Linked DNA regions of Homo sapiens: region 2 is linked to region 1. The links are chromatin contacts, found by POLR2A ChIA-PET in ENCODE. All regions are on one chromosome and are shown on one strand. Each heading gives the region's core, a stretch centred on a gene start or an enhancer-like site at or near the end of the contact. The rest is flanking DNA. Distances are from core to core; before and after follow the strand shown.

The links. ChIA-PET counts read pairs that join two places held with the same protein, here RNA polymerase II (POLR2A).
Region 2: POLR2A ChIA-PET joins it to region 1 with 11 read pairs in A673. The contact joins two enhancer-like sites. POLR2A ChIA-PET finds 5 or more read pairs at or near these places in 2 of 52 experiments (A673 and WTC11).

Annotation. Positions count from the first base shown.
Region 1 is chr4:8,077,620-8,083,953 of GRCh38, forward strand. ABLIM2 (actin binding LIM protein family member 2) reads right to left here. Exons shown (of 21, transcript NM_001130083.2): 5 at 3,057-3,183; 6 at 9-102. Among named protein-coding and RNA genes, the nearest start is that of MIR95, 75 kb to the left of the region's middle. RefSeq lists an enhancer at 1,107-1,606. Within about 2 kb of position 2,937, at least 3 of the 41 ENCODE cell types and tissues checked have a DNase peak (open chromatin) inside an H3K27ac peak, as active enhancers do.
Region 2 is chr4:8,555,286-8,561,619 of GRCh38, forward strand. No RefSeq gene overlaps it. Among named protein-coding and RNA genes, the nearest start is that of GPR78, 22 kb to the right of the region's middle. RefSeq lists an enhancer at 4,686-5,400. Within about 2 kb of position 1,251, at least 2 of the 41 ENCODE cell types and tissues checked have a DNase peak (open chromatin) inside an H3K27ac peak, as active enhancers do.

The DNA of each region.
Region 1 (6,334 bases), core at 1,687-4,186:
GCGCTTACCTCCAGCACGCGCCCCGTGATGTATTTCTCACAGCTGTCACAGCGGATGCCGAACTTGGCGTGATAGTCAGCTTCGCAGTAGGGCAGCCCATCCCTGCAATGAGACAGGCAGTCAACACAGGGCGGGTGTCGCCCGAGGACCCTTGAGATCTAACAACCCTCACCAACAAGAGAGTCTGCCCTCAAAGTGGGGGAATGCCCACCTCCTCCTGCTCAGGTAACAATGCTTCCAACAGGCAGTGTCATTGGGCTCTCACAGACACCAGCCCCATGAGAAATATGATGACAATGGTCCCATTTCACAGACGGAGAAACTGAGGAGCACAGGCCAGACCACCTGCCCAGTGGGTGGGAGGGGCTGACAGCAGCAGCTTCTGGGAAACGAGAGCTGCTTCTGTAGACCTGGCTCTTCTTTCTGGCTCCTTCCATCCAAAGTTCAACATCTGGGGTGCCTTAGAAAACTGTGAGCCAAAGAGGGGGGACAGTAAGGGCACCCACATTGGGAACAGGGCTGGAGAATGACAGAAAGCCCAGATGAGGGTGTGGTAGGTTAGGACAAGACTTTACTGTCCCCCCTGCATCCTGGCCTGCATCACAGCCCCCGAATATGAGGGGTGACAAAGGCTGGCTCTGGCCACACTTGGAGAGGCCTGGCCTTCCGCAGTGCAGGAAAGAGCAGGAGGGCTGCACGTATGCGTCCATCCCCTCTCCCCACGCACACGTGCGGCCTGCCTGCTATGTGCCAGGTGCATAGGGCTCAGGGAATTGGTGTCGAATGCCCATCATCCTGGGCCTGCCCCTCCAGCAGAGGCTTCCTCCGAGTCTCCATAAATGAGCTACAGAGAAAAGCCGTCTGCGGGGTCATCCCTGGCACAGCTCCTGAGCTGACCTTCACACCCGTTATCATGATTATTAAGAGATCAACATGCCAAGATGGATGGCTGTGCAGATGTGGGGACAGCAGGTCAGCAGTGGCCACACTCGGTGTGGGGAGGCGCTGCTCTGCTGAGCCGTGGTTGAGTGAACAGGCCTGTGCTCAAATGCCACATCCCAGCTGTGTGACCCTGGGCAACTCACTTAACCTCTCTGAGCCTCAGCTTCCCCAACTGCATAATGGGGGAAATAATAGTAAGGACTAATGAAGAGAATGGCAGGCACTCTCCAAGGTGGCTGAAGCATTGTCATTACTAACCAGGGCTGTCCTCTCAGCCCCGGCCAGACCCAGCACGTGTGGGGGTGACTGGCACAGAGCGAGGTACCTGCCACTCCAATGCGCCCCTTCCAGCATCGCTGAAGTTGCTGTAGTGTTCCAAATTTGGTTTGAGTTTTTGCACAGCTACTAGAGAAGGGAGGATTTCTCAGGCTGTCATGGATTAGACCCCAGCTCACGTTCTTTTCCTCCAAGCTCCGGGCTGTTGCTAGGTCCCCAGGATGTGGGGTCATGAGCCCCGGGCCTGGGTGCCCCTCTCTGGCTGCGGCCTGGAAGTGGCCCACAGCTGGGATAAGCCATCGCTCAGAGAGTGGCAGCCCTTCCTTCCATGTGAGGGGGAGACATACAATGAGTCCTCAGGCTTACTTCCAAATGCCGCTGACCTCAGGACTCCCGTAATAACCCACAAACGAGTGTTATTTGCAGCAAATGGGAAGTTAAAGATAACATCTCCATGGCAACACCAACGCCCTCCTTGTCAATTCTGGGACAGCTCTGGAGGCTGCTAAGTAACATGCACGGTGTGGGTGAGCTGCCAACGCTGCGGGAGGGGCCTGCCGCCTGCACGGGGCTGGGCATTTTCATTTTATATTAAAGTGCTGCGTGCACCACACCGGGCGGTCCCTGGATGACCGTGACACAGGCGGGGAAACTCATGCACCGCACAGGTCCCTCACCCTGGGTGCAAGCTCACCTTGGTTTGGAGGTTTTACTTAAAATGATGTCTTGAAGATCATTGCAGATTCCCCAGCAGTTGTAAGAAACAATACAGAGAGGTCCCATGTACCCTTCGCCTAGTTTCCCCCAGTGGTGATGCAGAATTAGTATACACCCTCAGCCAGGAAGTCAACACGGGCACATCCACCGACGTGATTCAGGTTCCGTGTGACATGTGCTCGAATGTGCATGCATATGCGTGCGTGCGTGTGTGTGTGTGTGCGCGCGCCTCACTCCATGCAGTTTTATCACAGGGCGTTTTTCATCCCCATCAATTCCTGTGATGATTTTGTTCCCATTGGGCATTGAGAACAAGCACAGCATAGATAAAAGTGGCCAGAAGACCCTCTAGCTCCCAGGAAGGGGCCCTCTGCGCTCAGAGGAGCTGCCCGCCTTCAGCTCGTCCACATATTCGCCCCTCACCTGCACCATGCGGAAGGCTTGCCTGCCTCAGGTCCCCAATCCCCCAGGGTTAAAACCGACCCCCAGCTCCTGGCCCTGAGCTGCCTCCATTCAAGGCCATTATCTTCCCAGAAGCCTTCCCTGGTTCCCAAATCGGCCACCACCCCAGTGTGACTGCACATTTGTGGGACATGTTTGGTGTCGATGGCAGCTGCCCCAGGGGCCCCCGCTCTGCAGAAGACAGAGTGCGTGGCTGTGGGGCCCCAGCCCTGACACCTGGGATGGGTCAGCCCCCTCTCCTCATCTCCATGCTGGCTTCTGCTGACATTGCTTCACCTCCTGCAGGACATCCAGGCGCCGGAAAGGCAGCTGATCCCATGGGGATGGTGGAGGGGGACTGCGACGGGGAGGGAAGGCACTTCAAAAACTCAGCACTGGCAGCCCTGGTAGCTCTGCTTCTCATCCAAAAAAAGGAGCCGGATGCTGCAAATGCCGTTAGAGAAGCCAGGGCTGGCCAGGGAAGGGGGACATAAGGCTGTTGGGACAAATTCGCTGAGCTCTGAGCCATGCTTCTCACCCAGCAGCAGGGCAGTAGTAGCTGTGTGAGGAATAGGAGAGACACAGAGAGGGTGGCGCTGGGGACACGTGCAGAGTGTGGGACCCCCACAGAGTAGGGAAGCCTGAGCGGAGGCTCTCACTAGAGCCCTCCCCCCACTTACTTGCTGATGTACTCGGCATTCAGGAGCTTCCCACAGCTCTTGCACTTAAAACAGCCCAAGTGCCAGTGCTTGTCCAAGGCTACCAGGGCCTGGCCATTCTTGATTTCTGTGCCGCAGCCCCCACAACCTGGAAGAAAGAGAAGAGAACACAGACACCCCCACCATTGTGAGAGGTGTTGGGGAGGCCTCCTGCTCTCCACACTCCGTGAAGGCCCCTGGGGCAGCCGGGAGGGGCGGGACAGACCAGCAGCCACAGCGAGTGTGCTTGGAGGAGTCTCTTACACAGCAGTCTCTGGAGCATAGGGAAGGCAACTGGGGAAGTTTGACCCTGCATGCATTGAGCACTGACTGCATGCAGCCTGGGCTATGAGCTGGGGAAACCTAGATGAAGAAACAGAGGTCCTGTCTTGCAGGAGAGCGGAGTTGGCTCCTGGCACCGAGACGTACCAGGTTGAACCCAACTGTGACTCGATGTGCCCCCCAAAGGGAAATGGACCATATTAGAGAGGGCCGAGCCAGCCCCCAGCCCCCAACCCCGTCAGCCCTGGGAGCTCTCCCGCCACACCCAGCCAGCCAAACCCACCTTCTCTCTTTCTGCCATCCCTACGGTGACTGGCGCTCTCCACCCCGTGGCCACCAGCCTCGTGGGACCCTGCCTGGCCTCCTGGTGCCCTCTCTGTCCTTCCCAGCCGTGCCTGCCCTGCTCACTTGTCCTGTGTCCCAGGGCCTGGTCTTTGTGCACAGGGCCTCCAGGTTTTGGCCCTGCCCTGAGCCAGCGGCCCACAATCCCTCCACCCTATGAGCCACCATACCGGGGGCTCCACAGCCAGCATCATGGGCATGCTCCCCTGGCAGAGCGGGTGGAGCAGGCTGGGGAGCTGGGGAGAGCCTGGTGCACGAGCCTGAGCGGGGTGCGTGTGAGTGCATGTGCATCTGTGTGCATAGGGTGTGACTGTCTAAGTATGTGGATGTGTCTTATGGGACTGTGAGCATTTGTATGTCACCTGAGTCTTCCTGTGAGTCTTCCTGTGAATATATGAGGTCAGGGGCGGGGAGTGGGAGGCAGAGCGGCAGAGACGCTGTGACAGCATCCCCAAGGGAAAGGGCCTCTCACAAGGTGAACACCTGGTGACAACAGCAGCAACTGGGACGGAGCAGGGCCCACTGAGTCAACCACCCAGGTGTGCATTGATTCATGGATCACACACGTCCTCACTCCAGGGACCTGCACCTGTCATAGCTGAATGTGCGTCAGTGTGTGTGACTGGTGCGTGAGTGTGTCTACGTATGTGTTTGTGTCTGCATGTGCGAATATGTCTGCACGTGAGAGTGTGTCTGTGTGTTTGTCGAAGTGTGTGTCTGCGTGTGTTTAAGGGTGTGGTTGTGTGTTGGGGGCATGACAAGGGAAGGGCCTCGGACCCCGTAATGGACAGGGAGGAAGAGGGTGTCTGACAAACAGGGCCTTGCCGCCTGCAGGAGCCCCTGAGTAATTCACAGACCAAGCAGGGACCCCTCGTGCCCAAGGAAACCTCTACCCAAGATGGAAAGAAGGTGGCCCCAGGGCCCGACGTGCTGGGTACAAATCCTGGCCCCCACTATGCGCTGGGTCACACTGAGCGTATTCCTCCTGCGGGAGCCCCCATTTCCTCATCGTGGGGTGGGGTGATCACCTCCTCACTTGGTGCCTGCCCGGATCCAGTGCTAATTTACACAGAAGACCTGGCCCAAAGCCTTGCGCATCCCGGGTGAACAGTGAGCATCGGCGAGACCCCCTGTGGGCCTGCTGTGCGGTGAGAGCTCAGCAGAGGCTGCTTCCCTGCGTGGCTTCATTAGTTTCTTTTGGCAGAGACCTGAGTCATATTGTTTTTAACAATTAAAACAAACGAACACTCACAAAGCCGTTGGTCAAGCTCAGGATTTCCTAAGTGACCACACTGTGCACATTCACATGCTACTTTGGAAAACAGCCAGAGAGCAGATTCAAACTCTGAGGGAAAGGGGGGCCTCTTACTCATTTCAGGACCCTGGATGCCCAGCAGAGGCTGTGGGCTTGAGAAACACGTGGGGAATGAATGAATGAATGAATGGGAACCAAAGTGAGAGGATGCCTCCGCCCTTCTCAAGTCCAGGAGGCGACCCCCACATCACCCAATCTGCCGCGCTCCTTCCTGTGTCTCTGCAGAGTCAGACGACGCACAGCCCTGACTTAGCCTCCTGGCTTCCCCCACTTAGCAGGTGATGAGGCACATTTTGCAAAGCTCTGCATCAGTGGCTCTCAACTTGGGGCACTTTTGCCCAAGAGACATTTGGCAATGTCTGGCGACCCTTTTGATTGTCATAACTTGGAGGGGGTTCCAGGCATCTAGTGGGCAGTGGACACAGGATGCTAACCGTGCCAGGACAGCCGCCCTCAACAGGGCTCTCTGGCCCCACATGTGAATGGTGCTGGAGCTGAGATCCCCGGCTCCAAGCCTCTGTTGGCTTCTCTGCATGTCAAGGGAGCACAGCACATGGGGCTGTGTGTCGACCAGAGGACAGACAGCAGACAGCAGCGGTCAGATCCCAGCAATGCCCCCCACCGGCTGTGACCTGGGGAAGTCACTTCACCTCTCTGTGCCCCTGGAATGAGGGCACGTGTGATCCGTGAATAAATGCACACACGTTGACCGGTGAGGTGGGCCCACCTCTGCTCTCACTGCCACTGCTGTTGTTGCCAGGTGGTCCCCTCACGGGTGGCCTGCTCCCTCTGTGATGCCTTTATGGGCATCTCCGCCACTCTGCCTCCTACCATATTGGCCGGCGCCCTCCCCTGCCAAGAAGCTCCCTTGACCTTGAGCTCCAAACTGCAGAGGGGATGTGAACCTCACACCTGCCTCGGCCCCCTCATTCTCCTATCAGCAGTACACGTGGAGATGAGAGCAAGGTGCAAAAGGAGCGTTGCCATGGAAACCACATCCTCACTTTCTAAACACATCCGGAGCTCCACATTGCTTTGCGGGCTCTGCGCATGGCAGCTCAGAGTCCTGTGTGACACAGGCTGTGGACTAGAGCTGTCAGCGGCAGGATGTCCCTAGCAGGGCAGAAGGGGCCCCAGGACCCCCCAATGTCAGCTGGCCACGTGCCCGTACATCCTGGTTGGCACTGCCATCAGCAGCAATGGCATAACCCTCCTAGAACCTTCCACTTTCCTATTTTCCCCAAAAGGCTCCCTCTTCCACAAGATGTGGTCATGGTGGGGGTGGTTGTTGGGGGGTGGCTAGGATGTGCCAGGCAGCCTC
Region 2 (6,334 bases), core at 1-2,500, 480 kb after region 1:
ACAGTAAATATTTGTGTTCAGGGACTGTTGATGTTATTGGTAAGGCTTCTGGCCTGCAGTAGGCTCTTAGTTAAGTTTTGGGGGTGTCAGTCGAGCATGGTGGCTCACACCTGTAATCCCAGCACTTTGGGAGGCAAAGGCAGACAGATCACCTAAGGTCAGGAGTTCAAGACCAGCCTGACTAACATGGCAAAACCCCGTCTCTACTAAAAATACAAAAATTAGCTGGGCGTGGTGGTGCACACCAGTACTCCCAGCTACTTGGGAGGCTGAGGGAGGAGAATCACTTGAACCTGGGAGGCTGAGGTTGCAGTGAGCCGAGATTGGGCCACTGCACTCCAACCTGGGCAACAAAGTAAGACTCTGTCTCAAAACAAAAACAAAAACAAACAACAACAACAACAAAAAAAAAACCACAGACACACACAAAGTTTTGGGGGAGTCAAAAGTCATACACAGATTTTTGGCTGCCCAGGAGTTTGGTGCCCCTAACCCCACATTATTCAAGGGCCACCTGTAATTCCTAAGGATTGCTCTGGTGCTTGGAGGCCCTGGGTTCCCCCGGGGCAGGCCTGCACCCAGGACGGAAGCTGCTGGGAGTGGCCACCTGTGACTGCCTCCCTCGTATCCAGTGTCTCTTGGCAAGGGGAGGCTGGCGGGGCCTGCCATGGGCACTCCAGCCCTGTCACCAGCCTGCAGAGGAAACCATTTCAAGCTGTTCTTCAAGACTGAAAATACCTAAGAGGGCTGATGTGTATTTTTCCACGAGTTCTCTGGGGGTAACTATACAGAAAATTGTTTTGAAAATAGCATTTTTATTTTAAAACATGGCATAGGGATGTCATTAGGAAGCAAGGCATTAGGGATATCATAAAGAAGGGATATCAAAGAAGTAAAAAGAAATATACAGAAAATTAGAGGAAAAAGAGATCGATGGAGGCCCGTGACCAGAGAGATGGACGCTGGTCTTTTGATGAACATGATTTCAAGGTCTTCTCTGGGCACATGAAGGTTACCCCCTTCCACACACACACCCCTCCACACCCCAAGCCCTCCCGTGCACACTCAGATGTGGACACATAGTGAGATCATATGATGTGCCATGTATGATCTCCTGTGTTATTTTTTAAATCAACTCCATAAGCCTAGGCAGATTCCTGTGCCCATGAATGTGGAACTGGCTCGCGGATCTCACAGCTCCTGGTGTTTCCTTGGCAGGGAATCCACTCTCCAGGTGTGTGTTATATAAACACCGCCGTCCTCTATGCATCCAAAGCATTGGACTCCTATGCTAGGCTCCTCGGTGTTAAATTCCTGGACAAACAGCTGTCAGACTTTACAGGCACTCAGTAAATGATTGCGGAATGGATTTAAAATTGTGCATAAGGATAAGCCTGTTTTTAGTATCAATGCCCAGACTGCCCCTCCCTGCCAGCAGGGCAAGCGAAAAACCTGTGTCCATTTTCCCCATCACCATCGGGAGGCAATTTTACCAACCTCATGGTGAAGAGCTCTGTCTCTTCTTTCCCTATCTTTAAGGACTAGGACATTGAGACCACTTTTTTTTTTTTTTTTGAGATAGTTTTACTTTTGTCACCAGGCTGGAATGCAGTGGCGCAATCTCATCTCACTGCAACCTCTGCCTCCTGGGTTCAAGCTATTCTCCTGCCTCAGCCTCCCGAGGAGCTGGTATTACAGGCATGCGCCACCATGCCCGGCTAATTCTGTATTTTTAGTAGAGAAGGGGTTTCACCATGGTAGTCAGGCTGGTCTCAAACTCCTGACCTCATGTGATCCACCCGCCTTGGCCTCCCAAAGTGCTGGGATTATAGACGTGAGCCACCCCGCCTGTCCGGGACCACCTTTCACACAGTTTTGCTATGGTCCATCTGTATACAGTATTTACGTTTTTTTGTTTTTGGTGAATTTCCTGTTCATTTACTTTGTCAGTTTTCTGTTGGGCATTTTTTTCCTCTTATAAAAACAAACAAACAAACCCGGAGAGTACTTCTTGTGTGACTGGTCCCGAGGCCTGGAGGTGAGGAGGGGCCTGAGCATTTTGTGCAGAAAGTCCGAGGGCAGTGTGACCTGAGCATCCAACTAGGGGACCCTCGTGGCTCCTCACTGTGGTGGGAGGCCCCGCCAGCGGGTCCTGTGAACAAGCGGAAAGTGGGTTCTGGGAGGGAATTTTTAGTGAAAAGAAGAAGGTACTCAGAGTGCCAACCCTTCATGGCATGTGGAAAGAGAGGTTACTTACCCCAGAGCCAACATGATCACAAGGCAGCCAAAATGGGCGGGGGCCATTGGCAGCCTCAGTTTTCTCATCTGTGAAGTGGGTGCTGTGAGCCTCCTTCCCTGCCACATCCGGGCTCGGGCCCTTGGCGTCCTCTCCTCGGGACAAGTGGGGCAGCCCTTCCCCAGCTCTGGGACACCTGTGCCCCTCCCACACACCCTCCGCTCAGCACAGGACCCTTTAAAGCATCTGCCCCCGCTGACCCGCTGCTTTGGGAATCCAGCTCCAACAAGAGGCTTCGAGCTGCCCCCAGCCCACCACAGCAGTGTTTGGCACCCCTGCCGCTCCCTCTGCCACGGTCACTCCTCCAGCCTGCTCCCAGCTCCCACCCTGGCCCACAGCTCTCGGCACAGGCCCCAACCATTGAGAGCTCACCCCAGTGCTCAAGGTTGGGCTGGGGGCCTCCCATCTGCCCCTCCTGATCCCTCACCTCCCTGTGCCCGGGTCTGTCTGTCTGTCCACCCCAGAGGCCACCCCTCCTTGATCATTGCTGTGACCCAGCACCTGCCTGAGGACCCTGGGAGCTGGTTCAGGTGTGCTTGGGGGGCGGTGGGGGGGCACTGATTAGGCAGGGCATGTTTGGTGCCACCTACCTGTTAGCTCGCCCACCCTGTCCCCAGGACTGGCTTCCTGGCTTGGCACAGAATTTGGCTGGCTTTCCCACTGAGAGGCGGCAGTGATGAAGAATGGGCCAGGGACAGTGCTGGGACTCGTGGAAGGGCAGTGAGGGTCAGCTGGGCTCTCTGCTTCCCGGCCTTCCAGGAAGTCACGGGTCGCCTTCTCTACCTTAGCCTCAGTTGTGCCCCAAGGAAGGGGGTGAAGTTTCCCATTGTTCCACGTTTCCAGGGTGGGAGTTGGGATCTGGGGGCAGTGGAGAGGCGGGGTGCCATGCTGGGGAGGTGTTGTTAGAATGGCCATGGTGGCATGCTGTACACTCTTGCCCTCCCCCAGCCCCACCCAGGCCTGCCTTGTTCCTGACTCACCCAGGCTTGTCCGGGAAGCCCGGCCAGAGCCACCATGCAGAATTCAATCATCCTGAGTGTGGAGCCAGGCCCAGCCCTCACTGGCCACAGCTCGGCCCCCATTTCCCTGGCCAGCACCGAGCCGCAGGGGAGGGTGAGAATCTTTGGCATCTTGGCATACGTTTGTTGTTCCAGAGTCGGGCTGTGCCGAGGGAATGTGCTGCTTCCCCCATTTTGCAGACAGGGACACTGAGGCTCAGTGAGGGTGAGGGCTCACCCAGGTTGCAGAGCCTGCCCAAAGCTGGGTCTTCTGGCTCCAAGTCGGGAGCACGCTGCACACCTCATGCCATGGATCAGGCCTTGAAGCTCTCCGTGAAGGTGTACATTGTGCCCCTCATTGACCGGCAGAGAGCCAGGCCTCAGGGACGAGATCCTGGACAGGTGAGTTTGGGTGGGAAGAGAGGAAAGAGAAACTGATGTAGTTTAGGGAGATCTCTGGTGGCGTGGATGGCAGGGCCCCTGGAAATGCTGGTTCAGCCTCAGCAGGAAGGGGTGCCGACCGACCACAGGATCACCCAAATTAGAGACCCGCAATCTGTCTCTCCCAGGCTGTAGCTTCCCGCAGCAGGGCTGTGGGCGAGGCAGTCACCATCCTGCATGTTTTGGGGCAGCAAATTTCCCTTGCACCTGCTCACTTCCTGGGATCGAGGGAAGACCAAGTCACAGACCCCAGCCTCAAGGAGCCCGAGAGGAGACAGGCAGGCAAACAGGCACCCAGTGAGGGGCAGTGGTGATGCTGACGAGCTGTGCCTTCAGCTCACTCTGATGGGCATTGGGAGGGTCGGTCTTAGCTGTCAGCTTGGTCAGGCGATGAGCCCAGGTATCCAGTCGAACATGAATCCAGGTGTTGCTCCGAAGGTATTTGTGGGTGTGATTAAAGTCCATAATCAGCTGTGGGTGTGATTAAAGTCCACAATCAGCTGCCTTTAAAGGAAATTGTCCTAGATCACCCGGGTGGGCTTGATCCGGCCAGTTGAAAGGCCTAAGAGTGGAATCAATCCTGGGGGCAGCAGCTGCAGCCCATCTGAACTTCCAGCCAGCCCCGCTGATGACCTGCCCTATAGACCTCAGACTCGCCTAACTGGCTCCGTGATCCTCTAAGCCAATTCCTTGCAATAAATCCCTTGTGATAAACCTCCCACTGGCTCTGCTCCTCTGATTGAACCCTGACTGATACCATCGTCATAATCCAGCTGTGAGAACTAGGCTTTTTCAACTATTCTTTCATTCCACAATTATTTGTTGAGCACCTACTATGTGCAGTCTCTGGAAAGGCTCAGAGTCTAGCAGAGACCACAAAGTTCAAGCCCTTACCCCTGCCTCTAAAGGGGGAGGCCCATGATTAAACAAGCCCAGAGGTCAAGAGTGGACCAGGTGCCATTGCATTGTATTTGAGGAGGTGAGGTCATCTCTAGCCTTATCTAGGGAGTCTCTCCGAGGGCACAAGTGTCAGACAGGCTGGAGTTATTCAGGCAGGCCCTCCACAAACCCTTTCACCCTTTCACTCTCTCTGAGCCTCGGCACCCCGCCCCACCATCTGAATAGATGGCACCTGAGCCGTGCTTGGTAGATGCTTAGTTTCTGTCTGTGCTAGGGGCTGAGAGGTAGCCTCCCTCCCTCGCTCCCATGGACAGGCATCCGTCCTGGCCTGGGTTTGGCTTTGTGGCATCAGATGGAGGACAATCAACGGCAAAGCCTTAACTCTGGAAACGGATCTGGTTTGGGGTCTTGTCCTTCCTACTGGCCTGCTGGCTGCAGGGCCGTGTGGGGCCTCAACACTGTCAGCAGCTTAAGGCAGGCCATTCGTACACCCCTCCTCCATGCCTCAGGGTCCCCAGACTTGGCCTTGCAGAGGCCACAGCTAGGGGGAGGGTTGGGGCCTGGACAGTGTTGTGCTGGTAGATGTTGAACAACCAGCCCCGCAGGACAGGAGCCTTGGTTGGAAATGTTTGTCGGTTCCACAGTGTGAATACTTCCACTGCAGCCCATCTCCAGTTACCAATGCGGGGTACTGTGCATGGAGCTGGAGAGAGGTAAGTACAATCGCTTCTCCACCGGGCCCGGGCTTCTCTCAGGTTTGAGGCTGGAGGTGAGTGAGCTCCCCCTGGGAAGAGGCTGGGCTGCCGGGGGAGGAGCTGTCTGGGGGCGAAGAGGGGCCCACTGAGCCCAGGACTCTGCAGCCAGCCTGGCTCGCTGGCACAGCCGGGAAGATTTCCCTAAGACTCACCACTCTGTGTGGGGCTCTCAGTAAATGTTTATTGAGTGATGCATGATGGATGTTAAGACATTGAATCAAATCTTGCTCTGACCTTTGAGTCAGTCTGTTGGGTGTGAAAGAACCAGCTTTTCTGCTCTGTTTGCTGGAAGCGTCTGAACCCCTCCTGGGGCCTCCTGCTCTCACCCTCCTCCCCTTCTCTGGGACCGTCCTCAGGGAAGGCCTCTGGGCTTGGCGTTTCACACAGCCTCTTTCCCACCTAATCTCAGGCGTTCTTGCAACAGCCCGTGGAGGTAAACAGCTGTGTCTCTCAGTTCCACCACTGGCCACAGGCAGGGCCTTGGGTGAGGTTTTCATCCTCCCTGGGTAGTGGTTTCCTCTCTCCAAAAATAGAGGGAGTAACAATATCTACTGCATAGGCTTGGCGAGAGGACTGCATGGGGTAACACAGGAAAGTGCCTAGGCTGGGTGCGGTGGCTCACGCCTGTAATCCCAGCACTTTGGGAGGCTGAAGCTGGCGGATCACGAGGTCAGGAGTTCGAGACCAGCTTGGCCAACATGACGAAACCCTGTCTCTCCTAAAAATACAAAAATTAGCCAGGGATGGGGGCAGGCACCTGTAATCCCAGCTACTTGGGAGGCTAAGGCAGGAGAATTGCTTGAATCTGGGAGGCGTAGCTTGCAGTGAGCTGAGATTGCACCACTGCACTCCAGCCTGGGCGACAGAGTGAGACTCTGTCTCAAAAAAAAAAAAAAAAAAAAAAAAGCTCCTAGCATGGGGCTTGGGACACGGTGAGGACAATT